5 separate regions of the Mus musculus genome follow, and regions 1, 2, 3 and 4 are each linked to region 5. The links are chromatin loops, found by intact Hi-C in ENCODE. Cell type or tissue: left cerebral cortex. All regions are shown on one strand. Links, peaks and the distances in the headings refer to the core of each region. The heading gives the core; the rest is flanking DNA. Region 1 has its middle 34 kb from the start of Nefm. Region 2 holds the start of Nefm (neurofilament, medium polypeptide). Region 3 holds the start of Nefl (neurofilament, light polypeptide). Region 4 has its middle 42 kb from the start of Gm41189. Region 5 overlaps Gm31227 (a long non-coding RNA gene).

Region 1 (5,951 bases), core at 689-5,688, 330 kb before region 5:
TAATGCCGAGCCTGATGATAAACCAGAGAGCAGCAATGAATCACAGGCAGCCTCCAGCCAGAGTCTGACATAGGACACCTTCCCTTTTCACATTTCATGTTCGTGTTTAAAGCTCCCATCCTAAAGACCCATAAAACAACAGTCCCCACTAGTAATGATTTCCTGCAGGTCGCCTGGAAGCATTAGAAGAAGTGTTTCCTTTTAATAGGCTATTCGGGGAAGATAAAATCAATAACTTCTAGGCAGATATCTTGCAGATGCAAATTTATACCCTTCTCATATTCCTGCTTACCATCTTGTCTTCTATAAAAAAATAAATTTAAAAAAGTAGTTACACAGGACTGTTGCCTTTGGTGAAAGAGATACTGCCTGGCACATCTCAATGTGCATACAATGAGAGAAATGGTCATGATGATAGATTTTTTTTATGAAAATAGATATTATCTGGAAGCTTTTTATACTACTGTAGTTGTATCTGGTTGCCTCTGGCTATTGCAGCTGAATTCTATTATGTGATTTAAAAATGCCATTGCTAATAGAACTGTTCTCTTTAAGACCTTGACAAATTAAGCCAGAATCTAATGTGGATAGCCTTAGGTCTTATAGACGCTTGACTAATGGGTCTGTGATAAAGATACATAATAGTTAAAGGATCCAGGGATGCAGATAGCATCACAAGGCACGTTTTCTGAGACTGCTGCTCTTCTATCAAGTAATCAACTGTTTCAGACCGTTAAATTCACTGGTGGACACTCATCAGCCACAGCCTGTATTTAAGGTTTCCTCTTCTCTCTATTTTTGAATCCATTTTTCTGGTGATTCTTCATCTGCATTCCTCCGGAGAAATGGGTAAGACTTTAGAAGATACAAATCAGAGACTCACATGTGTAAAACAAAGGCTCCTCTGGGTTTCTAATACCAATATATCCCATCACTTCTTCTTGGGATCCCACAGTGAAGTGGGTGGCCAAGCCATGTGCCCTTAGCCTCCTCATCTTCTGCTTGGACACGGCCACAGGCATTGCAGTAGTGTAATTTTTGTTGTTAACGTGACACATACTGGAGTCACCTGGGACAAGAGAACCTCATTTGAAGAATTGTCCCAGTCAGATTGGCCTGTGGCTGTCTGTGGGGGAACTGTCTTTGTTTTTTTCACTGAGACGGGGGAGCTCCATCCCACTGTGGGCAGAGCTATTCCTTAAGCAGGGGGTCTTGGGCTGTGTTAAAAAGCTAGCTAAGAGTGAAGCAGTCTACAGCATCCTCCATGGTTTCTGCTTCAGTTCCTGCTTGAGCTTCTGCCCCGACTTCTATCAGTGATAGAATGTGACCTGGAAGTGTAAGACAAATAAGTTCCACCCCAGGAAATGCTGCTTTTGATAAGAAGTCTTCATCACAGCAGCAGATCCGTCTGGAGGTGTTTACTACAGAGAAGCTCACAGCATTGCAGAAATTCGGTATAGGGGAGTTTATGGAAGCCATGTAACCGTGCAATGTAACTAGTGGGACAGAGAGATGTAAAGAAGAGATTGAATTTGGTGGAATACTGTACAGATCTGTGAGACCATGTAACAGCTACACATCATGGGACCTGACAAAAAGAAACAAGAATTACAGCAAATTGTAAAGCACAGAATTCATGTAAACTGAACCTATGTAGTAGACACATAAAGCTACATTTTACAATGACACGTGCACGTGTAAGAAATTACCCAACTAATTTGAATGAGTATTAATAGGAGAGAGGTGTGGTCTTGAGGGCAGAGGAAGGAGTAAAAAATGAAAATCAAACACTTCCTATGGGCTGGGGGCTAAGTCCGATACCTGAAATTTAGGTCTTTGATTTCCTGGGAAAGGATGGAAGTTGTTCACTGAGAGCAAACACTACAGGGAAGGCTTTCATGACATTTATTCTGCTTCTCTTTTATTATAAGTAAGTGCATTGCTAACAGCATACGTGGATATGCATCTTTGCATAATTCATGAGTATGCTCAATCAGGTCTGACCCACAGCCTCTCTGGAGCAGTGCTTTTCTCTTCCCTGTGGCCTATTTTCTGTTGATTCCACTGTGTCCCCATTGCCCCTGTGTTGGTTCTCCTCAGAGTTAAGGATGGTTGCGAAGAATACTCCATGCCTTGTTAGATATTGCTCAGAATATGATTTTTATGTGTTATCACCAATCCTGCTCCCTTCTTCCATCATCCCACCCCATCTATGGTTCTCTGGTGCTAAGGAATGAAACCTATGGTCCCTTTCAAGATAGAAAACCATATTCTACCACTAAACTATGTCCCCACCGTGTGAGAGGGGCTCACTTTTATACAGTCAGCAGGAGGTTCTGTGACTGAATACATACCACATGGAATGGGTCTCCTTGATTTTCTGGAGAGCTGGGGTTTCCCAGTCAGCAGTGTACCACTGGTGCTGTGTGGTTCTGGGAGGAGGCGCCTTCTAGAGAGAGAATAGATGAATGGCATGCTGCCTGCCTGTGTAGAGATTTTCTTAGACTGTATTTTATTTCCCATGACCAAGTAAAATGCTACTCCTGGCAGGAGCACTTCCTGAGTTTAGTGTTTAGCATGTTTTACTATTTATCTCTTAAATTATTCTGACTCATTTTACCTCTTGCAAAATAGATAATGCTGCTGTTTTCTAGGCTGTGGCTGCTGGCAGAAAATGGTATTAGTGAGGAAGTCCTGGGCCTCTTAAGAGCCGACTTTTAGTTTATTCAGCTACTGGCCTAGTTTCACCTTTGCTGCTGTGATAATATATCCTGATAAGATTCAACCTGAGGGAGAAAGCGTTTATTTGGCTCAGAATTCCAGAAGTCAAGGCAGCTGGCTGTGTCACATCCAAGAGCAGAGAGAGAATAAATGTGTCCAACCCAACACTCAGTAAGCTTGCCCTACTCTTTACATAGTCCATGACCCCAAAGTAGAATATGCTGACGTCCACTTTTAGATGGGGCCTTCCCATATCAACTAAGGCAATCAAGACAACCTCTACCCAAGACATGCCCACAACCAACCTGACCGAGACAATTCCTTACAGAGACTCCTAAGTGGTTCTAACTTGTGTTAAGTAGACAATTAAAACTCTCACAGTGCTCAATCCCTGAGCATAGATCTCAATAAAGATAGGTTGGTTGGTCAGAGGAAGAACAGTAACTGTGTATCAAGTTGTTAGTTGGTCTATTAAGTGGAGTGTAGTAATCAAGAACATTGGAAGATATGTAGTAGGCTACATATCTTGAGTGAGGCAAGGAAGCCCTCATACTCACAGTCAGAGGTCCTGTCCTGAGCCAAGGCACACTTGGATTTTCCTAACATAACCTCACCAGCTCCATCTGCAGAGTGATGCCTTGCATCACACAATACAGAAGACACAATACCTGAGTCATTTTCCTGCCCACTCTTGTGCCACAATTTTGTGATTGTCTTTCTCAGTTTCCGGGGAAAGGGGATCATTCCTGTGGGAGGTGGCGATTTGTTCCTGCTTCAGGAAATAGCGCCACAGTTCTGTCTCCCAAATTGGCAAGTGAAACAGATGTTATTAACTTTATCTCTAGGGAAGACTCCTTATAGGTGTTATAGGAGCTCGCTGACACTGGCTATTATTTTTTCTCACCTAGATTGACATGTGGGTACACACACACACACACACACACACACACACACACACACACACACACACACACACGACTAGACTGCACAACTCTACTAGGGAGGTAATCGCTTGTGTTTTGGATGAACTTCAGCCAAGAGGTCATTGGCATAATGTAATGACAGCTGTCTTAGTGGTGACATAGTGTTCTATTTTCATTTCAGTGGCTGCAATAAAATATCCCAACAAAAAACAACTTGGAGGAGAAAAGACTTATAATGCAGGCTATAGTTCATCGTTAGAGGGGAGCTCAAGGCAGTAATTTTAAACAACTAGTGATATCACATTCACAAGAACAAAGAGAAATGAATGGATAAACCCTCTTTTGGCCATTTGAATGGATAAACCCTTTTTTGGCCATTTATTCTGGGCTTGATCTTGTTAGTCCTCTTTTCTGCCTAGGAAATGATGCTTGCCCACAGTACACTGGGTCTTCCCCTATCAATGAACTTAAGATCATCTTTCCCAGACATGCCCATGGAGATGCTCTTCCCAGGTGATTCTAGCGTGTACCAAGCTCACAATTAAGCTAGGCATCACACAGGGGAAGATGACAGCTGCATGTATATCTGCCCTAGTCTTTCAGAGATTACCCCAGAGCCCTTGCTTCCTACATCAACAGTCTCCCTAATATCAGTGTCCCTCATCAGAGTGGATCGCCTGTAACAGCTAGTGAACTCATTCTACATATCCTCCACAGTGGACATTAGGTCTCACTCCTGATGGTATATCATCTACATCCTACAAGTTTAGAAGGACACCAGGCAGATTTCATGCACCCACCATTACAGAGTAGCTTCCCTAACCTAAAGTCCCTTCACCTTGCTTCACCTTTCTACCCCCAACCACTCCCAGCAGCCACTGCATTCTCTTTGATTTTCCCATTTTTTATTAGATATTTTTTTTATTTACATTTCAAATGCTATCCCGAAAGTCCCCTATACCCTCTCCCTGCCCTGCTCCCGAACCCACCCACTCCCTCTTCTTGGCTCTGGTGTTCCCCTGTACTGGGGCATATAAAGTTTGCAATACCAAGGGGCCTCTCTTACCAGTGATGGCCGACTAGGCCATCTTCTGCTACATATGCAGCTAGAGACACAAGCTCTGGGGGTACTGGTTAGTTCATATTGTTGTTCCACCTATAGGGTTGCAGACACCTTCAGCTCCTTGGGTACTTTCTCTAGCTCCTCCATTGGGGGCCCTGTGTTCCATCCTATAGATGTCTGTGATCATCCACTTCTGTATTTGCCAGGCACTGGCATAGTCTCACAAGAGACAGCTATATCAGGGTCCTTTCAGCAAAATCTTTCTGGCATATGCAATAGTGTCTGGGTTTGGTGGCTGATTATGGGATGGATCCCCCGGTGGGTAGTCTCTGGATAGTCCATCCTTTCATCTTAGCTCCAAACTTTGTCTCTGTAACTCCTTCCATGGATATTTTGTTCCCTATTCTAAGGAGGAATGACGTATCCACACTTTGGTCTTCCTTCTTCTTGAGTTTCATGTGTTTTGCAAATTGTATCTTGGGTATTCTAAGATTCTGGGCTAATATCCACTTATCAGTGAGTCCATATCAAGTGAGTTCTTTTGTGATTTGGTTACCTCACTCAGGATGATATCCTCCAGATCCATCCATTTGCCTAAGAATTTCATAAATTCATTGTTTTTAATAGCTGAGTAGTACTCCATTATGTAAATGTACCACATTTTCTGTATCCATTCCTCTGCTGAGGGGCATCTGGGTTCTTTCCAGCTTCTGGCTATTATAAATAAGGCTGCTATAAACATGGTGGAGCATGTGTCCTTCTTACCGGTTGGGACATCTTCTGGATATATGCCCAGGAGAGGTATTGCTGGATCCTCCGGTAGTACTATGTCCAATTTTCTGAGGAACCTCCAGACTGATTTCCAGAGTGGTTGTGCAAGCTTGCAATCCCACAAACAATGGAGGAGTGTTCCTCTTTCTCCACACCCTCGCCAGCATCTGCTGTCACCTGTGTTTTTGATCTTAGCCATTCTGACTGGTGTGAGGTGAAATCTCAGGGTTGTTTTGATTTGCATTTCCCTGATGATTAAGGATGTTGAACATTTTTTTTTCAGGTGCTTCCCAGCCATTCGGTGTTCCTCAGTTGAGAATTCTTTGTTTAGCTCTGTGTCCCATTTTTAAATAGGGTTATTTGATTTTCTGGAGTCCAGTTTCTTGAGTTCTTTGTATATATTGGAAATTAGTCCCTATCAGATTTAGGATTGGTAAAAATCCTTTCCCAATCTGTTGGTGGCCTTTTTGTCT
Region 2 (5,951 bases), core at 584-5,583, 370 kb before region 5:
CATTGATAGCTATGTCTTCCTTCTTGGACTCCTGCGGGCTACGGTCACTCCCTTCCTCCTCACTGCCCCCCTCCTCCTCTGCCTTCTCCTTCACCTTCTCCTGCGGCTGCAGCTTCTCCTCTTTGGTGTCTTTCTCTAGGCTCACCTTTACCGACTTGCTGATGGTGATCACCTCCTCCACAGCCTTCTCTTTCACCGGGGACTCGGCCTTCTTTTTATCTGCAACATCTTTTGGCTTCTCCTCCTTTTTCTCCACCTTCTCTTCCTTGGGTGATTCTTTGGTGACTTCCTTCTTCTCTTCCTCAACTTTCTCTTCCTCCTTGTGCTCACCCTTCCCGGCCTTGGCCTCTGGTTTTGGCTTTACTTCTTCCACGGGTGATTTGGGCATAGGGGATTTGGCTTTCTCAGGCTTCTCGACCTTGATTTCCTCCTTGACAGCCACTTCCTCAACCTTTCCCTCAATTTTCTTTTCCTCCTTAGCTTCTGCTTCCTCTCCTTCACCTTCTGCCTCGGTTTCTCCTTCTTCTTCTTCCTGCTCACCTTCATCTTTTTCACTGGAGCCTTCCTTCTCAGATCCCCCCTCTTCTGCCTGGTCTGACTTGACACCTTCATCTTCCTCCTCTTCTTCCTCCTGGCCTTCCTCTTCTTCCTCCTTTTCCCCTTCCTCCTCCTCTTCCTTAGCCTCAGGAGACTTCACGGGAGACTTTTCGGCTTCTGGTTCCTCCTCCTTTTCTTCGGCCTCTTCCTTCTCCTCTTTGGCGGAGGCTGCCAACTCCTCTGCGATGGCTGTGAGGGTTTCTTCCATTTCTGACTTCTCATCTTCCACTTTAGTTTCTTCGATGATCTCCTCCACAAATTTGTGTTGGACCTTGAGCTTGGGGGCCTCGACTTTGGTCTTCTGAATCTTACTGGATATTGTGACTGAGGGCTGTCGGTGTGTGTACAGAGGCCCGGTGATGCTTCCTGAAAATGTGCTAAATCTGGTCTCTTCCCCCTCTAGGAGTTTCCTAAGGAGAGAACCAAAGAGGATGAGACATCAAGAAAGACTTGTTTGGTCTTCTAATCTTCATTACCACAAGCTTAATGTAGTGGGCACTTTTGAATAAATAGAACCACGTAAGGAAATACTCTTTCTACCAGGGCAGTGAGTGCTTACTGCCATTTCATCAACATGTTTATCATATCCTGGGGCAGATTCTCCAAGAGTGCCAGACAGTCCTCTGCTGTAGTGCCTAGCCACTCCCAGTAGACAACTAACCACACCCAGTCAGTAAATGCATCTCTGCGGCAGGCATGCAGTTGCGCGGCAGGCATGCAGTTGCGCGGCAGGCATGCAGTTGCGCGGCAGGCATGCAGTTGCTGTAGGTGTAGTATGAATGTGCTAAAATGGTCTCTAGTGGCCAACCCACTTTGTCCCCCAAACGGTGTCCTCCCTCATCATTTGAATTGCCAAGATTTCTATGAGTTTTAAAAGCAAATAAAATGTTCAATTTAAAATTAAAACTATTGAGCATAAGTCAGAATGTTGATGAATTTAAATTATAGCTACATACGAATATAGGTGAAGCAAATTATAATTTGTTCAGTGACAGAATGTCTCTTGGTACAGTCGTTTGGTTCCCTTAAAAAGACAGTGCAGCTTATTCTTGCTGTAACAGCCTTACAGGAAGTGACTGCCTCCTCAAGAGCTGTATGCTTTGAGTCTGGCCAACAGAAAGACAGCATTACTCAGGAGACCTAGATAGAACCAGTTTACAGATAAAGAGATCAAACCTATATTTGCCTATATGTCTAGTTCTATATGTTTTTATACATACACGCTTGTCTAGATCTAGATATGAGGGTATCACACTTTACATATGTAGATAAATATATATTAAATTTACATTTCTATCCAGATTGAATGCATGTATATTATCCATAGACTTAAAGTAAGTGCACCTATATTCTAGTGTGCCTATATCTAGTCTCAGCCAGAGGATGGCAACAGTAAGCTGTAACAGAAAGAGAAGAGAAGCATGACCTGGTGTTTGTCCTTGGCTTTATAAAAGAGAACCATCAGATGAAATACTAAAAATGAAAACTTCATCTGCTTGTCAGACATACAGACGCTTGAAACAAAAATTTAAACCTATTGCTACGCCCCCAGCAACTCAAAAGTACTATTCTTTGGTGCATATTTGGGCTTTTTCATACAATATATTTTGGTTCCCTCCCCCAGTTCCACCCTCCTCCCCGATCTTCTCCGTAGTCACTCTTTAAAGCTGAAGTAGGTTGGTAAACCTGTATCTGTAATACTTAGGATTCTGTTCGTAACTGAGCTGGGGAGTCAGGGCTCTGAGCCTGTCTCACTAGGCCAGCTTTGGTTTAAGTGGGGAAGGCTGTTCGCAGCAGCCTCTGCAGTGCCTGTAGGGTCTGGACCAAGTCTGCAGAGATCCTGTACCTGTACGCGGCGATCTCGATGTCCAGGGCCATCTTGACGTTAAGGAGATCCTGGTATTCTCGCAAATGACGAGCCATTTCCCACTTGGTTCCCCGAAGTTCATTTTCCAACTGCTGGATGGTGTCCTGAAAGGTACAGGGAGTCTCTAGAAACTTCCTTCACAAGACACTTGCTATTCCCTGCCCCGAGCCCTTTCCTACCCACCCCCGGAATTCCCCCTTCCCCGCCAGTCCCATGAGCCTCGCAGACATCCCTCCTAGCTATCCCTCCTTCTTTTATGATAGTAAAATTCAAAACAAAGCAACAAAAATCAACCAGACAGTTCCTAGGCACAACACACACGGAGACTGGCAAGCCTAGAATGCCCCTAGAAGGGAGCACTGAGGAATCTGAGGAAGGTCCCTAGCGGACTTTGCCCCCCCCCCAATCCCCGCCCAAATTTTGGACTGAAGCCAGCTTTGAGAGCTCCGCCCATCGCGGCTGGAGGCGGGGGGGGGGGGGAGTGGAGAGTAAGGGGGTGAGGAGGAGGGGTGGAGATATGGGTGGGGGAGGGGAAGGGGAGCGAAGAAGGAGGCAGGAATACAAGAGACTATCTGTGCTCCTGCTTATTAAACGGTGTGTTTCTCAACGACCAGAATGTGCCTTTTTACTTTTACAGTAAAATCTATCGTAGGAAAGCAAGTTTTTGAAGGAGATGGGAATTTCTAAGTAGTTGCGGCAAGTGGGTGGGACAAGGAGGAGGGGCGGAGCACAGACCTTGGGCTTTGGCTAACCCGCGTCTGCGAAGCTCGTGCGCGCACTGGAATGCGGCCACCAGGGAGCGCGACCAAGAGGGCCTCTGGGCGCGCTCTCGAGTGTCGTGTCGGGGGCGCGCGGCGCTGGCGCTGGCGCAGGCCGGCCGCGCAGCCGCGGTTCCTACCTGGTAGCTGCTGAGGTCGTGGTTGTGGCGCTCCTCGATGTCGCTGAGCTGCCGCTCCAGGGACTCCTTAGTGCCTCGCACCGACTCGAGCTCGATGCTCTTGGACTGCAGCTGGCGCCGGTACTCGGCGATCTCTTCCTTGGCAGAGCGAATGGCCTCCTTGTTCTGCTCGGCCGCCTCGGTGAGCTTGGCGTAGCGGCATTTGAACCACTCTTCGGCCTGGTGCATGTTCTGGTCTGAGTGACACTCGAGCTGGGAGCGGATCTCCTTCAGCGCCGTGGAGATGTCTGTCTTCAGGTAATCTTTGCGCTCTACCGTGATGTGCGACGCCTGGATCTGAGCCAGCAGGTCGGCCACCTCCTCTTCGTGATTGCTCCGCAGGAAAGCCACCTCATCCTGCAGCGACTGCACCTTCTTGTCCAGCTCCACCTTAACCATCGACGACTCTTCGATGTCTTTGCGCAGCGCGCGAATGGCAGCCTCGGTGTCGTCCCGCAGCCGCGCCTCCTCCTCGAAGCGCTCCTTGAGCCGGTGGATGTCTTCCTCCAAGTGATCGGAGTCCAGCTGCACTTGAGCCTTCTCGTGGTTCACCATCTCGAGGGTGGCGCGCAGCTCTCGGATCTCCTGGTCGTAAGCATCACCCAGCTGGGCGTGCGAGGCCTGCTTCTGCCGCAGTGCCTGGATCTCTGCTTCGATCTCCTTGTTCTGTTGTTCCAAGTAGTGCACTTTCTCGATGTAGCCGGCGAAGCGGTCGTTCAGCCCCTGCAGCTGCTCTTTCTCGTTAGAGCGGGACAGTTTGTAGTCGCCGCCGGAGCCGCCGTTGAGCAGCGACGAGGACTGGCTGAAGTCGAGGCTGCTCTCGGCCGAGCTGAGCATAGCCGAGCTGTAGGCGAGACGCGGGGCGAGCGCGCTGCGCTTGTAGGAGGAGGACACGGTGCTGGGCGAGCCGCGGGACCAGGACTGCGAGCGGAAGCCGCTGGACGGGGAACCGCTCACGCGGCTGAAGCTGGAGCGGGTCTCGGTGACCCGCCGGTAGGCGGACGGGTTGCCCAGCGAGTCCAGCGTGTAGCTCATCTTGGAGGCCTTGGGGTGTGTGGCTGTCACAGCGTTCTGCCGGCCTCGCCGCAGCCCCTTTATAGCGGAGCAGCTGGTCCCGGGCCAGGGCCCCGCCCCGTGGAGGCGGCGGCCGAGGAGGCGGGGACTGCGGGTACCGGGCCGGGGGTGGGGGGAAGGGGGAGACAAGCCTTGCGGTGATTCAGCGGCCGCTCCACGTGGGCCCGCACCACACTGGACCCCACACTTGGGTGTCGCCGGGCCGGCCTTTTCCTAGCGTCCCCTTGAGTTCCAGACCTCTTGTCACCCGGTAGCTTGCCCTTCTCTGCTTTTTCACCAGCAGTTTGCAGTTCACAGCTTTGGCGCAAGTGCCCTTTCCCAGCGCCCTTTCTTTGTCTCGCCACTCTCGGCCCTCTGAGCAGCTCTTCTCTGGCTTCCTGACTTTCGTCTGGCCCCCTACCTCTTAGTCTCTTTCTTCCTTACTTTTGGCCGTAGGGTCCGCTGTTCTTTATCACACACACCCCTCCCACCTCTCCACGAGGCCCTTCTCCCTCTACTTTTTTTTTTTTTTCTTCATCCGGCATTTCCCTTGAAGCCCTTTCCCCTGGGACTTTTTTTCTTTGCAGCCTCGACTTTCACCCCTTAACCCCCAACTCTCTTTTTGTTCCCCCATCCATCCTTGTCTTTCTTGTCTCCCCCCCCCCCCACTCCTCGTCTTAAAGCAGCAAGAGATGAGCTGAGAGTTATGCAGAAGAAAAAAAAGAGAGAGTTTTTGAGGAATGGCCCGCCGGAAACCTCCGGAAAGGGGACAAAGAAGACAGGCCGGGGTAGTCATTTGTGTTAAAAGTGGAAAGTGGCACTCCAGTCTGCTTAACTGTTGGGGGACGACTGCAGCTTCCAGCAGGTAAGGCGCTGTGACGCCCAAGGATCCGGCAGCACCAAGGACAGCGCCCAGGCGTGCCCATGGGATTCTGCTGGGTTCGCAGCCTACCAGAGTCCAGAGGAGGGTCACTTCTGGCTCATCTCCTCCAGTGAATACTATTAAACCTGTTTGTAGGGGCTGTTTGTTTGTAGGGAACAAGCTGGAAATCCCACACTAAGACAGTGCAGAGTTGGCACAATGAACAGACTGCAGATTTTGAAATCAACTAAAAGCCATTCAACTCAGTTAAGGAAAATAGAGACTTGAAACCCAGTTTGACTTTACCAATAAGTGAGGGATGTTAGGGAAGGAGGAGACACAAGGCCTGAAATTTGAAGGTCAACTACTCACCGGGAAGGGGAAATCCGAGATGAAAAAAAAAAAAAAACCCAGGGAGATAGTGTGTATGTTAAGTTTGAAAACTGCATAGTCATCTTTCTGTCTGGGTACTACTTACGTGTACTGTTACAACCGACAGGGCAACTGAATTAGTTTTAAATTAATTGAAAGGTAACTGGACAGCCTCATCTCAGTCTTGAATAAGCCAGGTGGTCCCTCTGCCCCCATTTAAAAACGCAACCTATTTCCTTATGTTGATTTTGATGACCGATTTG
Region 3 (5,951 bases), core at 670-5,669, 410 kb before region 5:
AGAGAAAGGGTCCTGGATGCTTGCCATAAGGTCCAAGTACTTGCCTCATCTCCCTGCTACCTACTGGACCACAGAAGGTGCCCTATAGTTTATTTTCTCTGCAACATCTCCCGGCCCCTGCAGCACCAGATGCATCACTCCCTTGTGGGCAGTCTGCTCTGCAGTCAAAGGCATTATCAAGGAGCCCTGCCCCTCAATAGAAATCTCTCTCTCTCTCTCTGTCTCTGTCTCTGTCTCTCTCTCTGTCTCTCTGTCTCTGTCTCTCTCTGTCTCTCTCTGTCTCTGTCTCTCTGTCTCTGTCTCTGTCTCTGTCTCTGTCTCTGTCTCTCTCTCTCTCTCTCTCTCTCTCTCTCTCTCACACACACACACACACACACACACACACACACACGAGCACCTAAGATCTCTGAGAATGACCTGTAACTCTGGCGGAAAAGCACTGGCAGAATGGAAATGAACCACACCCAACCTTTACAAAAGATTGAAATAATAGAAGTTACATGGAGCGAGCTTGGGGGAAACAATTGAAACTCCTCTTCTATATGAGTAATGGGAAGGAAGAAAAGCCATGGCTTATTCAAGACTTTTTTTCTCTGTCCCACCTCCCAACCTCTTCAGTCCTCTTGTTCAGCGATGAATGAGAAAAAGAAGATACAGGCTACAGAGAACCATCTGAAGAAACGCTTGGCTCTGTATGCCAGCCACACTCAGGCAGCCTGGTGATTAGGTTTGAAAGCTTAGATTGTGTAAACACGGGTGGGCTTCTAATATGGCTTAGACTTAACAGCTTTAAGCCACCAGCAACCTTACAGAAGTCTTCTGCTTCAGCCCAGTTTTCTTCTTTGAAGGGGCGAGTTATCAGAATCACAGTATGTGTAACACGAGAAAGGAATATACAGAATTAAGCTCCCTTCATCCTCTGTTTGGTCTCCAGAAGCGACCGAGTACAACTCCAAAAATTTCACTACTTTTTACTTGAAAACGGTAACCTCCCACTGTGCCATTTAAAGGAATCAGCAAGCCAGCGATACATTGAACAAATTAAACAAAACGCCAAATGCTTGCTTAAAGGTTTTAGTTATTTCTTACAAATCTGCAGTATCTCTTCGGAACTGCAGGCGCTCACAACGCGAGTATGAAAATGTTGCACCCACGTGCGTTTGGCGTGCCCACTCTGGTATCTGGGTGCTCCCTGAAGGAAGCCCATAGGTTCCTAAGTGTATCTATTATCTGTGAATTTCAGCAGGCTCCATGCAGCGTTCTCTTCCTGAAGACCACACCCAGAGCGGGTAGCCCTTTGCAGCAGTCTCTCTCTCTCTCTCTCTCTCTCTCTCTCTCTCTCTCTCTCTCTCCCCATCTACCTTCATGGCTTGTTGAAACCATCAGGTTGGGGTACCACACAGGTGTTAAAAAGAGGAGAAGAGGCTTTTGAGGCGTTGGAAGTATGAATAGCTCAGTGAGGATAAAGGCACCCTGAAGTTCTCCCGCGGCCGAGCGCGCCCGTCTTTTGCCTTGCAAATCTTTACCTGGCTGGTTCCAACCCCTCCTAAGCATTCCCGACTACATTTCTCACAAAGAAAGGGGAAATTCTATGAAAGGTGTCAGACAAATTAACTGCTGTAAAGGTTTTAAAATGCCAAAATGAACACCCGCTGTCCTGCGGTTCCAATGGTGTGTAGTGGTGCAATTTCCCTATGTATTGAGAAGAAGAGTAATACGGAAAGAAATAGAAATAAAAATAAAAGGAGGCAGGAGAAAGTGGGGCGAATTTAAGAAAACGTCAGAAAATAGCTACAAAGACATGCAAAACTTTTCCTGCAGTAATGCCGCAAGAACATTAGCTATTGTCAGCAACCCAAACGTGCTGCTTAAACACGAATCAGGGTGCTTGAGAGGGTCCCTGAGGCAAAAAGGGAAAGCTGGGAGTGGGGTGGGGTGGGGTGGGGTGGGGTGAAGGTGTCTTTGTGACATTGGATGTTAAAAGTTGATGTGTCAGTAGGGATCGCGAACCTTTTTATTTGGAACATTTAAGAGTCCTAGTGATGTGGGCTTTAGGTATTAAGAGGCAGGATGGGACGGGGGAATAGGAAAGGAAAAGAATAAGCAGGGAAGTTATGGGGGTCTCAGAGAAAGTAGGGGTCCTCATAGAAAAGCGGCCAGGCTGGAGCCGCAGCTCGCTAGCCTTCTGTCGTTCGCCCCCGCCTTTGCTTTTGCGCAGAATCCTCCCCTTGGCTGCAGCAACGCGCTGCCCCCACTGGCCTGCGCACGGCGATCGATCACAGTCTGCGTCAGAGTCCCGGCGTATAAATAGAGGTGGCAGGACCGCGCCGAGCCGCACACAGCCATCCATCCTCCCCTTTCCCTCTTCTCCCCCGTTCTTCTCTCTAGGTCCCCCATCTCCGCCCCGGGCCTGAGGGGCGCACCGGCCGCCACCATGAGTTCGTTCGGCTACGATCCGTACTTTTCGACCTCCTACAAGCGGCGCTATGTGGAGACGCCCCGGGTGCACATCTCCAGCGTGCGCAGCGGCTACAGCACGGCGCGCTCCGCGTACTCCAGCTACTCCGCGCCGGTCTCCTCCTCGCTGTCCGTGCGCCGCAGCTACTCGTCCAGCTCTGGCTCTTTGATGCCCAGCCTGGAGAATCTCGATCTGAGCCAGGTAGCCGCCATCAGCAACGACCTCAAGTCTATCCGCACACAAGAGAAGGCACAGCTGCAGGACCTCAACGATCGCTTCGCCAGCTTCATCGAGCGCGTGCACGAGCTGGAGCAGCAGAACAAGGTCCTGGAAGCCGAGCTGTTGGTGCTGCGCCAGAAACACTCTGAGCCTTCCCGCTTCCGCGCCCTGTACGAGCAGGAGATCCGCGATCTGCGGCTGGCAGCGGAAGACGCCACTAACGAGAAGCAGGCGCTGCAGGGCGAGCGCGAGGGGCTGGAGGAGACTCTGCGCAACCTGCAGGCTCGCTATGAGGAAGAAGTGCTGAGCCGCGAGGACGCCGAGGGCCGGCTGATGGAAGCGCGCAAAGGTGCGGATGAGGCCGCGCTCGCCCGCGCCGAGCTGGAGAAGCGCATCGACAGCCTGATGGACGAGATAGCTTTCCTGAAGAAGGTGCACGAGGAAGAGATCGCCGAGCTGCAGGCTCAGATCCAGTATGCTCAGATCTCCGTGGAGATGGACGTGTCCTCCAAGCCCGACCTCTCCGCCGCTCTCAAGGACATCCGCGCTCAGTACGAGAAGCTGGCCGCCAAGAACATGCAGAACGCCGAAGAGTGGTTCAAGAGCCGCTTCACCGTGCTAACCGAGAGCGCCGCCAAGAACACCGACGCTGTGCGCGCTGCCAAGGACGAGGTGTCGGAAAGCCGCCGCCTGCTCAAGGCTAAGACCCTGGAGATCGAAGCCTGCCGGGGTATGAACGAAGCTCTGGAGAAGCAGCTGCAGGAGCTAGAGGACAAGCAGAATGCAGACATTAGCGCCATGCAGGTATAGTACGGTTTAAGCTCAGTGGGGGTGGGGAGGTCCACGGTAGGGGCGGCGGCGGGGGGGGGGGGAGTCAGGGTGTACCCAGAGAGTGAACGCTAGGGGGTTCTAGAGCACAGAGCAGCTATCAGAGGGCTTGGCTTCCGAGAGGTTGTGGAAAGGATGGGGCATTTGGAGGGGGCGGGGCGCGACTGCTGCCTGGGGATTGCTTGTTCTGGTTGAATCAGGGTTGTTAGGGGTGAGTTGGGAGGAAGGGGCGGAGGGAGTCGGAGTTGGGCGTTGCCAAGTAATGCCTTCTCTTTACTGACAACCCTTAACTCCCAAGTTACCCTCAGTACTTCCTGGATCTCCTGGTTAATAAATATGCCTGCTAGCTCTCACTAGTTTTGGGCCACCCAGCCTTGGGATAGTTTTTTTTTTTAATAGGGACACAAGAATACAGTCACAATATTTTAGCAATTAATCACTGCAGTCCATTAAAAAAAAAGTTCTTCATCTTTGGCGGGGGGAAGCATTTTAGACAAACAGCTACACAAATATATATAATTTAATTTTTATTTATATATTTATTTAGACAAACACACACACACTATATATATATTCCCCTTCCCAAATGCGACCTGGCTAAAAGAAATGTGACAAGGGTGGTTAATAATAATAATAATATCATCATCAATTTGGTAGTTTTAAAAGACAGCTTACCATAATCAATTGAGAACAATTTTCAAAATTGTTCACATCAGTCTACTCCCCTCCTCTTCCTCCTCTCCTTCTCTTGCTTCACTAGACTGGGCATTTTAGGCCAACCCCTCCCCCTATGCCCCACCCCACCCCATTATTTTAAGGGAGATTTCTGGAAGGTGTACACTTTGGAGTTAACTAAGACCAGAACTTATCATGGATACTACAGTAAAACAAATGCAGTAGAGATTTGTGTTTTGAATTTTTTAAAACAATCTTCCTACAGGACACAATCAACAAACTGGAGAATGAGCTGAGAAGCACGAAGAGCGAGATGGCCAGGTACCTGAAGGAGTACCAGGACCTCCTCAATGTCAAGATGGCCTTGGACATCGAGATTGCAGCTTACAGGTAACATCAGGGTGGTGCTGGCAGTGGGCATGGCGGCTCAGGACAGAGCAGATGACCCAGTCAGTGCAGTTATAGTGAGTCCCACGTGCTCTAGAATAGTCCTACTTTGGTCTTCCTCCAAGAGGGTACAAATGTGTAGGGAATTAACCCTGAAGTAACATAAGCCCTGTTCTTAGCATTCATATTTTAAACCTAATAGGGATGCATAGAAGGTCTTTTTGGGTGGGGTCTCTCGTGAACTCCTTATTAAATTTTGATTATGCCTAACCGTATTTGTTCTTGTATTTGCCTTTGAGGTTGGTTGTAGAGGAAAGTAATGAATGTGGGCTTAGAGCAATGAACACATCCAGCCTTGCTCTAACTGTACTCTTCATTCCCTCTCCACCAGAAAACTCTTGGAAGGCGAAGAGACCAGGCTCAGTTTCACCAGCGTGGGTAGCATAACCAGCGGCTACTCTCAGAGCTCGCAGGTCTTCGGCCGTTCTGCTTACAGTGGCTTGCAGAGCAGCTCCTACTTGATGTCTGCTCGCTCTTTCCCAGCCTACTATACCAGCCACGTCCAGGAAGAGCAGACAGAGGTCGAGGAGACCATTGAGGCTACGAAAGCTGAGGAGGCCAAGGATGAGCCCCCCTCTGAAGGAGAAGCAGAAGAGGAGGAGAAGGAGAAAGAGGAGGGAGAGGAAGAGGAAGGCGCTGAGGAGGAAGAAGGTATGAAAAGCATTAAAAAAAAACCCTTTCAGAATCTCTATTGCAAATTGGCTGTGGATTTTTATTGGGAGATCCATGACCTATGCAGGCTTTGCTTATCTAAATTCTATGTGAGCTTTGCAGTCATAAACAGTGCACATTTAACGAGAACACACACGTTTAGTAAGCACAGATGGTAAATTATAAAACGTTCATGTACACTCATTTAACACAGTGGTTTGGTACCCAAAGGAACATTTGATGTTGGCCAAAAGACAAAGAGTTGATTGCGCCCTAAAGAACATCAGTGCCAGACATATGAAATTACTGAGGGCAGCTCTTGGAGAGGAGATGAGCTTCCAGTACCTGGAAGCAACCTCCTTTTACATATCCTTTAGGAGAGTGGGGCCAAGAAGTTTTTAGACACAGTCTGACAATAGTGATTATTAGCCCACAAAGCCTCAGTAGAAATGGTTTGCCTAGACCTACCCTGGAGTTTTGTATTTTCTTTTTATGTTCAAGCTGCCAAGGATGAGTCTGAAGACACAAAAGAAGAAGAAGAAGGTGGTGAGGGTGAGGAGGAAGACACCAAAGAATCTGAAGAGGAAGAGAAGAAAGAGGAGAGTGCTGGAGAGGAGCAGGTGGCTAAGAAGAAAGATTGAGCCCTATTCCCAACTATTCCAGGAAAAGTTCT
Region 4 (5,951 bases), core at 436-5,435, 500 kb before region 5:
AATCGATTTCAATTGTCATTGACTTGAACTGTATTGTAAGATGACCTTGAAATAGCCACAGAAGCCAGTCTTTCCTGCCACCTGCCTGAAGACAACAAACCAAAGGGCAGAGTACTTTAGGGCAGGGTGGGGATGGGGTGGGGGGTGGGGATATGGTTGGGAGGAAGTGGGAGGGAGCATGCTCCAAGTTTAACCTTTTCTAGCTCAGGTCTCCCATCTTGCTCCTGGGTTGAGAGTCCATTGTTTCCAGGGTAGAGTATACTGTTTGTGAATATGGTATCTGAGTGGGGACAGCTGAGTGGCTCAGCTGCCCACCGACCACACTTACCTTTTGTTAAGTCTCAGTGTATTCAAAACATTGTACTCCTACTCGCTGTGACCATCCTGGGTTGTCAGAGTCTCCAAGGACTAGTAAAACCAAAGTCCCCGCCCACATATTTAATGAGTTCATTATCCCCCAAATGAGCTTTAGAGTCACCTCAAACCAGGAGCTTAGCAAGCCATTAACTGACATACTGGAATTGCCACCCTTTCCTGGTAAAACCAAGTGTAAGTGGTTGGTGAAGGGTGAAGGTCGTGGGGTGAAGGGTGAAGAGTTGAGTTATCTGTTTTTTTTTTTAAAGGTTTATTTATTTTATTATACATAAGTACACTGGTCTTCAGCCACACCAGAAGAGGGCGTCAGATCTCATTACAGATGGTTGTGAGCCACCATGTGGTTGCTGGGATTTGAACTCAGGACCTCTGGAAGAGCAGGCAGTACTCTTAACCATCTCTCCAGCCCTGGATTGTCTTTTTAGGTAAGAGGTTTATTGAAAGAGTCCGTAACAACAAAGATGGACAGACAGCAGCAGTGTTTGAACGTCTGAGGAGGTTCAGGTACACATGGCAGAGTGGGATTTCCTTCTTTGGGGTATCAGAAGAAGTGGGGGAGGCTCTATGCCCTCTGAGACTGACAGGTTCTATAGCATATGTTTGCAGTCCCAGTGCCTCAGGCTCATCCACTCATTTCTGGATGGCCAGAGGAAAGAGAGGGAATCCATTAGTCTGGAGCCAGTATGTAAAATCGTTTTTGGGGGTGAGGAGAGCAAGAATCTGGAAAGACAAGCTCATGGAGGAAGGTTACTAGATGGAGTGACCCTGGCTGACCACTGGCATGGGAAAGTATTGTTATGTGCACCTGGGGGGGGGGGGGATGAGTTGCATATTGTTTTATTAATTTCAATTTTTTTTATTTTTAATCTTTTGTGTGTAAGGGTGTTTTGCTTCCATGTATGCCTGTTCACCATTTGTGCCCACAGAAGCCCAAAGAGGATGCTAGATCTCCCGTAACTGGAGTTCCAGGTAGTTGTGAGCTGTCCTGCGGAAGCTGGGAGTGGAACCCCGGTCCTCAAGAAGAGTAGCCAGTGCTCTCAATGGCTTAGCCATCTCTCCAACTCATGGTGCATATAGATGCTAGGGAACTTCTTACGTTGCATAAGTATTATCACCTGAGGCTGTCAATCACCACATAGCTGTTTCTATTCCATCCACACTCTCACCCTAGCTGCACTCACCATCTCCCTCGCTCTGTTAACTCCAGACCTCCTTAGCTCTTTGAGAACCTGCCTTTGCATTGTAAGGCAAAGGCAACACAGTCTCTTATCAGAGAACGGGGTGGGGGGGGGTTACAGAGGGCGAATGTTTAGCTGAAATGATCCTCAGAGAGTCAAGAACACAGAAGACTCAGGTGTCAGTCCCTCCCGTCCCTCTCAGACTTCATCCACACCAGAAATCTAAAGTAAGGCACGTGGGTGGAGGGGACCAGAAGTCACGTGACCAGATCATTGGTTCCTGAGACACAAGACAGAATCCAGTCTCATCTTCTAAGGTGACAGTTAGCTACCTGGAGGAGCCTTACTGTAGGTGCTTATTATGTGCATAGCAGTTAACTGACTTTCTATCCATGTGGAGTTTGTCATATATATCTTAATAACCATTGTCGATCCTGGAAAATTATGTATCATCAGGTGTGTGATGGTCTCAGTTACCTCGAAGTCACAATAGACAGCTGTTTCAGCAAGCTGTAAAACCTGTGTGTCTAGGATGTCACTTAGCTGGTGTCTTTTCTTCTTTATTTTGAACATTCATCTCAAGGTGTAATGTAAGGGAAAAGCCTGCCTAAATCCACCAACATTTTTTTTCTGTCAGTCTAGTTTAGGAGGACCTAAGATGTTGTCTAAGTGAAGAGACACCATGATCACAGCTCTTATGAAGGAAAACATTTAACTGGGGCTGGCTTACAGTTTCAGAGGTTTAGTCCATTTTAGTCATGGTAGATATTGGTATTGAAGGAACCAAGAGTCCTATATCTTGATCCACAGACAGCAATAGGAGATTGCCACACTAGGCATAGCTTGAGCATAGGAGAACTCAAAGCTCGCCCTTCTAGTGACACACTTCCTCTAACAAGGCCACACCTACTCTAACAAGTCCATACCTATATCTCCTAATAGTTCCACTTCCTATGGGACAATCATTCAAACACATGAGTCTATGGTGGCCGTCCCTATTCAAACTACTGCAGATGTCATCTCTGTCTCTATATAACGTGTACAACCTTTAAGGGTTGTACTTCTCAATAAAACCCCAATAAAAACTTCCTGATGACAGAGTCAAAAGTGTTTCCACATCAAACTTGGAAAAGCACCCTAAATATACCTTACCCCACCGGAGCAGGTACCTCTGCGGAGGTAGGTATTACATACATTTTTGAATATGAAGACTTTCTTCCTGAATATGCAGACTTAGAGAGACCTCAGCATCTTGCAGTGGCGCCATTTGACCACAAGGTGGCAGAACCCTCCAAACATATGAACTGGAAAGCTATTTAGGCCATTTGCTCTAATCCCACGCATTACCCACGGACATGGGTAATTTTTCGGCTCTCATTCTGTGGGCACTGTCATTGGCTATAGTAAGAATTAGCCTACGATCAAATGCTCAAATAAAGCCAAACTCTGAGATTCTCACCCTTTTATTTTCTGCCTGATGCTTCGCTTCCTTCTTAACAGGACAAGGGGGAGGGAGACACAAGCCCGAGCATCCCAGAAGGGGCTAGAACATTCGGCTCTGCCGTGATGAGTTAGTTTGACAAGCTAAATGATGATCCAACAGGAATGGGGGCATATTAATATCGTTGTTTCCATTTTGGGCCTTTTCTTGCAGGTTGTAAGATACAGTACTCTGCAGCAGCGCCTACACGGGGCTATCACAGAGCCCTGCTATTTTAATCGGCCTAATTGGGTTTCTCATCTCTGTTAGGAGAGCTGGAAGGTGTGGGAAGATGAAAGAGGCGTGGAAAGACACTTAATTGGCTCTGTGTTCCATATATCTTTATGTAACCGCGAGGAGATCTTATATAAAGAACGCGTAGAGGGAGAAGAGGGAAGTGGGGGTACAGCTGATGGACGGACACTCTCTAGGCACCCAGCTTGCATGAACATTTCAGCCAGCAGTGACAGAGCAGAGAAACCTGCCTCAGAAGGCGCTTGTCTCCTATCTCTCAGATGATTCGCGTTGCTTCTACTTGTAGAGATTTTGCCACACAAGGTTAAGTAAATCTTGGCAAGACATCACGATCATAGCAGAAAACATTCCCAGTTAGTGTGAAAATAAGAAAGCAAAGCCATATGGATTCAGGACGTGTGTGTGTGTGTGTGTGTGTGTGTGTGTGTGTTTATAGGACAGAGGTTGACATTACGCATCTTCCTTTGTTCTCTCCTACTTTGCTTTTTAAAGACAGGCTTTCTCAAAGAGACCCTGAAGCTCCCAGATTGGGCTTGATTGGCTAGCCAGCAAGCCCAAGGACTCTCATGTCTTCTGTGTGTCTCTAGTGCTAGGATTACAGGTGTCTGCTAGCATTCCTAGCTTTTAAATGTGGGTTCTAGGCATTCAAATTCAGGTCCTGTGATATATGATCCCGGGATAAGCAGCACTTCACCAATAGAGATATCCCCCAGGCTCAAGGGCTTTCTTGAATATTCTGCAGATATGCTACGCTGTGTCTGAAAGCTCTTTGACCCAAGCTTTAGGAATTACTTGTTTCCCATTAACCACTTTGCCTCTGATGAATTATTGAAACAGTGCCTCGTTTAAAGAAAGCAGAATTTGCGTCTTTTCTCCCCCAGGTATTAATCTAAGGCCACCAGGAGCTCTTGGCCTAATCAAAGCTCACCAAGGTCCTGCTGCTTGCAGGCTGGGGGCGGCTTGAGAGCCCTGGGTTCAGGGGAGGTGCTGGGACAGCCTTGGCTCAGCCAGGTGCTGCACTGCAGAGCTCGCTGCAGTCAAGCCTGCAGCAGGCCAGCCAGTTCAGCCCTGTTAAAGTCACAGCGCTGACTTATCTGTTTTACTGGCCACACCCAGGATGCTACTAATGGTTGAAGAGCCAGCTTCCTTTGGGGCTCCACTAGTCAGTCCAAGCTCCAGGGCTGTAGTCTGAGGAGGGGGAGGGAGAGATTTTTAGATTATATTTCTTAACAGCATTGTTACACTATCCTGGCTGCTGAAAACTCAGCCTTATTTCCAGGGTAAAATTCTTCTTATATTCTCACCTATGTAGCCAAGCCCATTTTAACTTGTGTGGGGACCCCTAGAAAGAGTTATTCTTCCTGAGTTAGTGACCACAGGGCCCAGAAAAGGGAGCAGGGTCTCGCCATTCATTGCCAAGTTGCTTGGCAGGAAGTTCCTTTTATAATTCCCACATTCATCTCACCTGTACCTAAGCTAGACCATTGGACAGACCTGGTCACAGAGAAGAAACACAGGGACCAACAGAACTCTTTTTTCTCCATGTGGTATTTAAAGGATGCAGAGGTCCAGTGTTTTCTTCCTCAGTAGGGGGATAGATCACTGGTAGCATATTTATATAAGACAATAGAACACAATCATCAAAAAGGCTCTCTGTTTTACTTTTTTATTGAGAATCTCATATTCATATACAAGGAAACATGATCATACACACCCCTCTACGTCTCCCCTTCAACTCTCTATATCCCCCCACCCCCAACACTGCCTCTCCCATCTTCCCGTCTTCTTTTCTCTTGGTGTGTCATAACCCACTAATTCTGATTGGTGTTGTGCATATGTGCCTGGGAACCCACAGTGGCCACACCCTCAGGGAAGAATGATATCCCCCTCCCTCAGCACCTACCAACTGTCACTAGCTCTGCAGCAAGGGGTGGGGCGTAGATAGTCCCGAGCCCTGAATCTGCTCCTTTCCCAGTACACAGCCGTAATGAACTGTCATCTTTTTTTGTTTGTTTGCTTTGTTTTCTGAGACAGGGCTTCTTTGTGTAGCTTTGGCTTGTCCTGGAACTCACTCTGTAGATCAGGCTGTCCTTGAACTCATAGAGATCTGCCTGCCTCTGCCTCCCGAGTGCTGGGATTAAAGGGGTGTGCCACCACTACCTGGATGAACTTTCATCTTTTCACTCAAGAGTCTTCTCTTGGCATATTCACTTTTTTTCTTGTGTGTTGAGGAAACTATTAGGTAAGATAGAGTTAATTTTATCATAAGCACTGAGGTACTGTGACAGTTGGATAACTCGTGTGTACTAGCCCATCAGGAGGGTAGAATATACAGTGCATATACCCTGGAACAGGATGATGATTTATGTCCTGGGCAGGTTAGGGCAGTATGTCTTGAGATTCCCCTGCGATATTCAGAATGTTGTGCAATTGAAAACTTAAGGAGTAGGTTACTTCTGGAATTTTCCATTTGATATATTCAGACTGCCATGATCACAGACTGAAACACAGAAAGCAAAAATACATATAGAAGCCTGGATTTTAGGCCCTCCGGTTTATTTATTAATTTACAGCCTGCCCTTAAGGCAATCAAACAGATTCTTTCATAGACACAGAACACACAGGAAAGGCAGGTGTTGAATAATGCAGGCAGAGGAAAGGGC
Region 5 (5,951 bases), core at 256-5,255:
CTACCTAGTCCATCACATAGTAGGCTGGGGCTAGGATTAGGGTTACATTAGGGTTATGTTTAAGATTAGGGTTAATGTTGGGTTACATTTTGGGTTAGATTTGGATTAGAGTTATGGTTAGAGTTATATTAGTTAGGGTTAAGGTTAGGTTGGAACTCAGGGTTGGACTGAGGCTAAAGTTGGACTATATCTTAAGGTTAGTGTTTGGGTTAAGTTAGCGATAAGATGGGGTTAGGGTGAAATGACTTCTGGAACTCAAGATTTGGGTTAGAGTTAGGATTAGCACTGAGGGTTAAGGTTAAGATTAGTTGAGTTCTGGAACTCAAGGTTAATATTAAGGTTAGAGTTAGGGCTAGGATTAGTATTTGGGTTGGCCTTAAGGATAGGGTAAGTGACCTTGGGAATTAAGAGTTATGGTTAGTGTTAGGGTTATGGTTAGGGTTGGGCTTTATTAGGTTTAGGTTTAGGGTTGTTGTATGGTTAGATGAGTTTTGGAAATCACGGTTAAGTGAGATCTGTAAGTCAGTGTTATGGTTAGCTTTAATGTTAGTGTTAGAGTTGTGGTTAGGTTTGGATTGGGGTTATAGTTAGTGTTTGGTGAATTCTGGAATGGAATTTGATGTTTAGAGTTAGGTTTAGGTGAGCTTTGTAACTCAGATAGGTTTAGTGTTATGGTCAAGTGACACCTACAAGTTAGCATTATAGTTAGGTTTAGTGTTAGTTTTGTTGTTAGGGTTGAGTTGGCATTAAGGTTAGGGTGGTAGGTGACGTCTGGAACTGTGGATGATGGTTAGAGTTAAGATTCAGTTAGCTTATTTCTGGGCTTAGGTTATTTCTACAACCCAGGTTTAAGGTTAAATTTAGGATTTAGATTGGTGTTAGGATTAGGTTTAGATTTGGGGTTAAATTAGGATTTATGGTTAAGGTTAGAGTTAGGATTAGTTTTAGGGTTGGCATAGGCTTATAGGTTATAGTTATGGTTAGTATAGGTAAGGTTGAAACCAAGGTGGGGTTAATGTTAGGATTAAGTGTTGATCATTTCAGAACTTGGTAATATCTTCTTCAGAGTGAACATTAGAGACCTTTCAGAGAAGATTGAGTTAACGTCCAGTCACCTTTGCTGATGAATCTGGTGTTCTGCAGTCCTGAGTCAGACTCTAGATGTTGCTTGCTTGTTGCTTCCAATCCTTAGTTTTGACATCAAGTTCCTAGATGACTGTATGAGTCATCTCAAATCATTTATTTACCTTTTCCCGTGAAATAAGCAGTGATTTCTTTTTTCTGAATTCCTGCTCAAATGACTGTTGGCCATTGACATTTCTCTTACCTCTAGGCTCGACTGTATCAAGCTAGAGACAATTTGAAGATGAAATTGTTATCTTGTGGAGATTGCAAGTGGAGTAAGGGAAGGCTGTGATCTACTGTCTCCCAGATATCCTCTTCTAGGGTCAAATTTTCTGTTCCCAGTGTACCACTCATAGTGCATTTTGTTTCCTGGGAAATCTGTGGTCATATCAGTCAGCTCAGGACTTGGGTAGCTAATGCCTGCAATCATGACTTTGCTTTGAGTTCTGTTCAGATTTCTGTTTTCCTAGTTGGCAGCTGTGAGATGGTATTTCATACCTGTGATCACAGAGGGTTGGGAAGTTTGGTGGGTGAAAAATATGACTGAGAATGATGCATAATAATTTTGCTTACACAAGTCTGAATTTGGTTGTGTGTGTGTGCATGTGTGCACGCACACACACATGCATGTGCGTATTGGCTCATCAAAACTGTATTTTATTATCAGAGGACTAATACAAAACATGTTCCTAAGGCTAGACCTTTGAGTTTGAGAAGCTGATTGCACTACGGATAAGTAATCTCTTGATATACTCTTTGACTTGTTTTGCTATCAATTTTCTTGAGCTATCATTTGAAAATAATAGCTCAACTTTAAGCTATCAGTTGAAAATAACAGTCATAGAGTTGTTTCATGTTACATAAAATAATGTAAATGAACTAATTACTTACGTAGAGTAATGTCCTACATACAGCGCATGCTAGGTAAATATGTTTTTCTCAAGGCAGATCCCTGATATCCCTAAGTAAGCAGTTCTGGCTTCGGAATTTCCGTGAGATTTTCTAAAACAGTTCTTATACAATCCTTTCCCAGCTAGCATCCCTGTGCTCCCAAGAATCCCTTCCATACCATTTGTCCCTGAAGATCCCTGAAGCCTTAAAGTTATCTATATCTTCTTTTCTTAGCAATCAATATCCATTACACATAGCTCAGGATTACAGATGTCCTGTGAAAGACATTAATGGAGCCTGTCAAGCCCACAGCACAGCCATTTCCTTATAGAAAGGTTCTTGAGCCTTTTAAAAGCTTGACCTTCAGTTAGAAAGTGATCGGGAAGCTTCCAATGAGCCTGAGAATCTGATCAATATTTCTCATTCTTTGGCCATGGTTAGCAGAAGGACATCAATTGTCACCAACAGTCTACCACAAGTCAGATAAGTCCCTCAAGTGTCCAGCTTTTTCCCCCATTTGACCACTCATTGCACATCCTTGTGTGGGGGTAGAAGGGCTTTTCAGGTTTCCATGGCAGCGGAGGGCTATGCTAACTTGCTGACCTTCATAAAATAAATGAGCAGATAGTATAGAAAAAAAAAGAAAGAAATTAACTACATCTCCCTTTAGCATTTAGAAGTCTGGATTATTGGGTTCTGTTGTGTTCCAGTGTCAAGAGCTTCAGAGTTGAGAGCAAAATGACTTGCTTTTCTGGTTGGAAGTCTCTATTCAAAGGTATCAGACTGGCAACAATTTCTCCCTTTGTTTGATTTAGGTGTGTAGCCAAGAGAAAAAAAATGGAAGCTGGAAAAAGTCACACTAATTTCCATTTCTAAGAATTGAGAGCGAAGTTAGCAATTCCTTTAGTAGGTTTATTTCATCACTTTGAAAGTCTGGTAAAATCCCATTCACCTCAAATTTAGCTAGCTATGTCGCCATCTTGTGTCCCTTCTGTGAACTTCATTGCTAGAAATAGTTCTCTCTGTTCAGAATGTCAAGAAGGTAGCTTTCCGATGTCAGCACGTTTAACATGAGTTTTGAGTTCTGTAGTCATTGCCGGGATAGAATTGAAGAGAGGCCCATAGTAACAGGCATGCTTATTATATGTTCGGAATCCTGGTGGGGGACACGCAAAGGTGAGTTTTTGTTGTCTTTTGAGTCATTAAGGAATCTACACTGATCATTTCTATAATTCGTTTTTGTAGCACCACAGCTTCATTGCTCACAAAACTGACATAAAAACATATTTGAGATTCCTTAGCACCACAACCTTTGGAAAATATCATAAATGTATATTCTGCCTTATATTCCTGAATGGTTGAGAGGTGCCCGAGTACTCCTCACAATCCCTCTGTGACCACATGTTTCCTCAGTGAGCAGCCCCCGATGTGTTTGATCATGTTTCAACTCACTGTATTTCATCCCAATTTTCCATGAGTTGCTCCGTGTCTGCACAGTTTAGAGGTCAGTGATTTGGACAGTGTTCTACCTAAAACTGAGGAATCAGTGACACATATATCATGGTCACTGCTCAGCTGGTTTTCAGTCTTCACTCTTAATACTATGGCTCCTGACCATACACTGAAGAATGTATGTATGGATGATAGAAACATCAATACTTGGATTCATTCTCACAGTTGCTCTCTATCCAGTGACCTCTGGCTGGTCCACTCCTGGCCTCACTACAACCTACAAGCTCAATTTCACCAAGGCACACCTTTGTTCCATTTTTCTGCTACAGGGCTTGACACTGGTGCATGTAAAGGTCTTGTTTTTTTTTTTTTTTTTCCTACAGAACATTGAAGGCCAGTTAAAAATCAAAGGTCTGGGAGTGAAGCTCGACAGTAGAATGTGTGTCTTGCATACACTAGGACATGAATTAGATGCCCAGTCCAGAGGAAGAAATAGCAATAAATATAGGGAAGAAATTAATTGAAAGATACTGAGACCTTGCAAGAGACAATGCTCACGAGAGACCCAGAAGCTTCATCTTTCTCCACTTCCTTATGAATATGTCTCTTTTCAGGACAAACAGGATATGACTCATCAACAGAGGACAGTGTAATATCCCAAACAGAACATCCCACAGGGTACTGACAGCAGCAGCATTGGGAAGACTAGATGACGTCACTGAGATGTGAGATGATTCACTTGGACAAGCCTGGAGGACTATAGGTAAAATCTAAAAGGGTTTGCTTTTGAGAAGGTCCCAAGATTATCTTTAAAAAGAATAAGCAGGTTAGAAGTCCAGAGATTTTGTGTAGTGGGGAGATCACGTGGCTGGAGCTTGGAGAAAGGCTAGACATAGTTATAATTAGAGAAAGGAGAAATTTGGGGAACAAATAGCCAGATGTATATATTAAAAGCCAAGCCCAAGATAGAATAACAGTTGTGGTAAGCTTTTTAGAAGAGTTATGGCATAGACACCAAAGAAAAATAGAAAAAAACAACCAAGGAGGGTGACCCTTTTATAAAGAATCTACATGATAATAAAATGTGGGTATTGTCCATCACATGGCTCATTTTCAGGAGAATCCAGAAGTGCTCCTTTCCATTGATGTTGCATATAAGACTATTGTCTGGTGTCGTGGGACTGAGAACAGCCTGGGTCTATTCTGAGCTGCTCTGCACTATAGGAGACACCAGCTCAGGTTGTACCTGTTCTGAGTGACTCCATTTTATAAATTCTCGGGCTTTACTCTAAGTCACTCCATTTTGAGAACGAGAAAGAGTGACTCTACATTCTGTTTACAGATGAATTGACCAGCCACGCCAGCACACCGGGAGGCACAGGCTGATCATTTGTGCCAAGCACTAAGGACACCTGAAAATGTTTGATTTTATGTTGAATACTTGTTCCTGCATTTACCAGTCACACCAGAGAAAACTCCCTTATCTTGGACATAAACAGAATAGCCCAGACTAAAGGATGGCAGGCAAGCTGTCTGGATACCCAGTTACTTGACATGAGTCTCATTCAAGAAAAGAACTCTTGCTCCAACTCCCAAGTTTGAGTTCAGCTTCTTCTGCCTATGACATTCAGTTCACTTCAAGATGACTTTTGTGGCCTTCTGTTAGTAGCTGCATTTGACAACTGACCCGAACAGCCCCACACCTGTGTTTAGCCCAACTTCTTCTCTGGCCCCTAGAGACTGTTCCTAGACACCTGGGTCAGTGCTCTGTCTCTGTTCTCTGCAGCTTCACTAATCCTTTCTTAGTTATTCTGGAAAAGTCATAACAGTACATTACTGTGTATGATTTCTAAGTTGATATTAGTAATTAAGATATAATTAAAGAGCCTGTGACTGTCAATGGCCAGGCCAGCTCTCAAGCAAAAATCACAGCCAATGAAACTGAAGTAGCTATCACATGGATTTGCTGCTATTCCATGACTTCTGAAAATGTGGAAAGAGACAAATATGCTTATACTTTTCATATAACATTCTCAGAATTCTACCACTGAGCTACATTGAATAGCCAACCTTTTTTTTTTTTAAAGACAAACTCTCCCTATGTAGCTGAGACAGCTTTGAGCTCACTACACAGAGTAGTGTGGCTTCAACCTTTCTAGTTCCTTGTCTCTGTCTCCCAGGGTCTAGGATATCTTGTCATTGCCGTCGTTGTCCTCCTCCTCCTCCCCCTTCCTCCTCCCCCTCCTCCTCCTTTACCTCCCCCTTCTTCTCTCCCTACCTGATCATCTGTCCTTTCCTTCTCCTAGATCATCCCTTCTCCTATTTCTCCCCTGAATAAGCTACATCCCCAAGCCAATATCCTTTCTTAAAGAGGCAGCTTTAGTTAAAACCACTAGCAGGATGCTCTGGAAAGGTGGTGCGTGTGATGTGCTATGACACCAGGGTTCTCGTTGGCTCCTTCAGGAGAATAAACTGCAGCAGTG

Evidence for each region. Peaks named below come from ENCODE experiments on the same cell type or tissue, not always from the same donor. Only the 100,000 strongest peaks of a DNase experiment are listed, where the experiment ranks them.
Region 1: a loop joins it to region 5, with 2.8 times the contacts of the local background. A loop is called at or near these places in 13 of 42 quality-filtered maps.
Region 2: a loop joins it to region 5, with 4 times the contacts of the local background. A loop is called at or near these places in 3 of 42 quality-filtered maps.
Region 3: it touches region 5 in a loop (4-fold over the local background); 3 of 42 quality-filtered maps call a loop at or near these places.
Region 4: it touches region 5 in a loop (11-fold over the local background); 29 of 42 quality-filtered maps call a loop at or near these places.

Annotation. Positions count from the first base shown.
Region 1 is chr14:68,156,054-68,162,004 of GRCm38, forward strand. No RefSeq gene overlaps it. Among named protein-coding and RNA genes, the nearest start is that of Nefm, 34 kb to the left of the region's middle. In left cerebral cortex, for the core only: no CTCF peak of the experiment used is centred there; a DNase peak (open chromatin) is centred at 3,441.
Region 2 is chr14:68,120,378-68,126,328 of GRCm38, forward strand. Nefm (neurofilament, medium polypeptide) reads right to left here and starts at 4,627. Exons shown (of 3, transcript NM_008691.2): 1 at 3,363-4,627; 2 at 2,444-2,568; 3 at 1-1,007. The coding sequence starts at 4,436. A230070E04Rik (RIKEN cDNA A230070E04 gene) reads left to right here and starts at 3,375. Exons shown (of 3, transcript NR_045897.1): 1 at 3,375-4,451; 2 at 5,141-5,319. In left cerebral cortex, for the core only: CTCF peaks have their summits at 1,957 (motif pointing right), 3,258 (motif pointing right) and 4,385; DNase peaks (open chromatin) are centred at 1,698, 2,086, 2,185, 2,199 and 5 more places; H3K4me3 peaks cover 4,415 bases; H3K27ac peaks cover 2,194 bases.
Region 3 is chr14:68,081,529-68,087,479 of GRCm38, forward strand. It overlaps Nefl (neurofilament, light polypeptide), which reads left to right and starts at 2,335. Exons shown (of 4, transcript NM_010910.2): 1 at 2,335-3,481; 2 at 4,446-4,570; 3 at 4,959-5,278; 4 at 5,780-5,951. The coding sequence starts at 2,435. The coding sequence ends at 5,919. In left cerebral cortex, for the core only: CTCF peaks have their summits at 1,115 and 3,593; DNase peaks (open chromatin) are centred at 1,139, 1,485, 2,308, 2,793 and 1 more place; H3K4me3 peaks cover 3,180 bases; H3K27ac peaks cover 1,566 bases.
Region 4 is chr14:67,990,491-67,996,441 of GRCm38, forward strand. No RefSeq gene overlaps it. Among named protein-coding and RNA genes, the nearest start is that of Gm41189, 42 kb to the right of the region's middle. In left cerebral cortex, for the core only: a CTCF peak has its summit at 2,821 (motif pointing right); DNase peaks (open chromatin) are centred at 2,879 and 3,265; H3K4me3 peaks cover 348 bases; H3K27ac peaks cover 1,207 bases.
Region 5 is chr14:68,491,310-68,497,260 of GRCm38, forward strand. Gm31227 (a long non-coding RNA gene) reads left to right here. Exons shown (of 3, transcript XR_874755.2): 2 at 4,083-4,231; 3 at 4,811-5,550. Among named protein-coding and RNA genes, the nearest start is that of Gm41190, 33 kb to the left of the region's middle. In left cerebral cortex, for the core only: a CTCF peak has its summit at 3,000 (motif pointing left); DNase peaks (open chromatin) are centred at 3,001 and 4,151.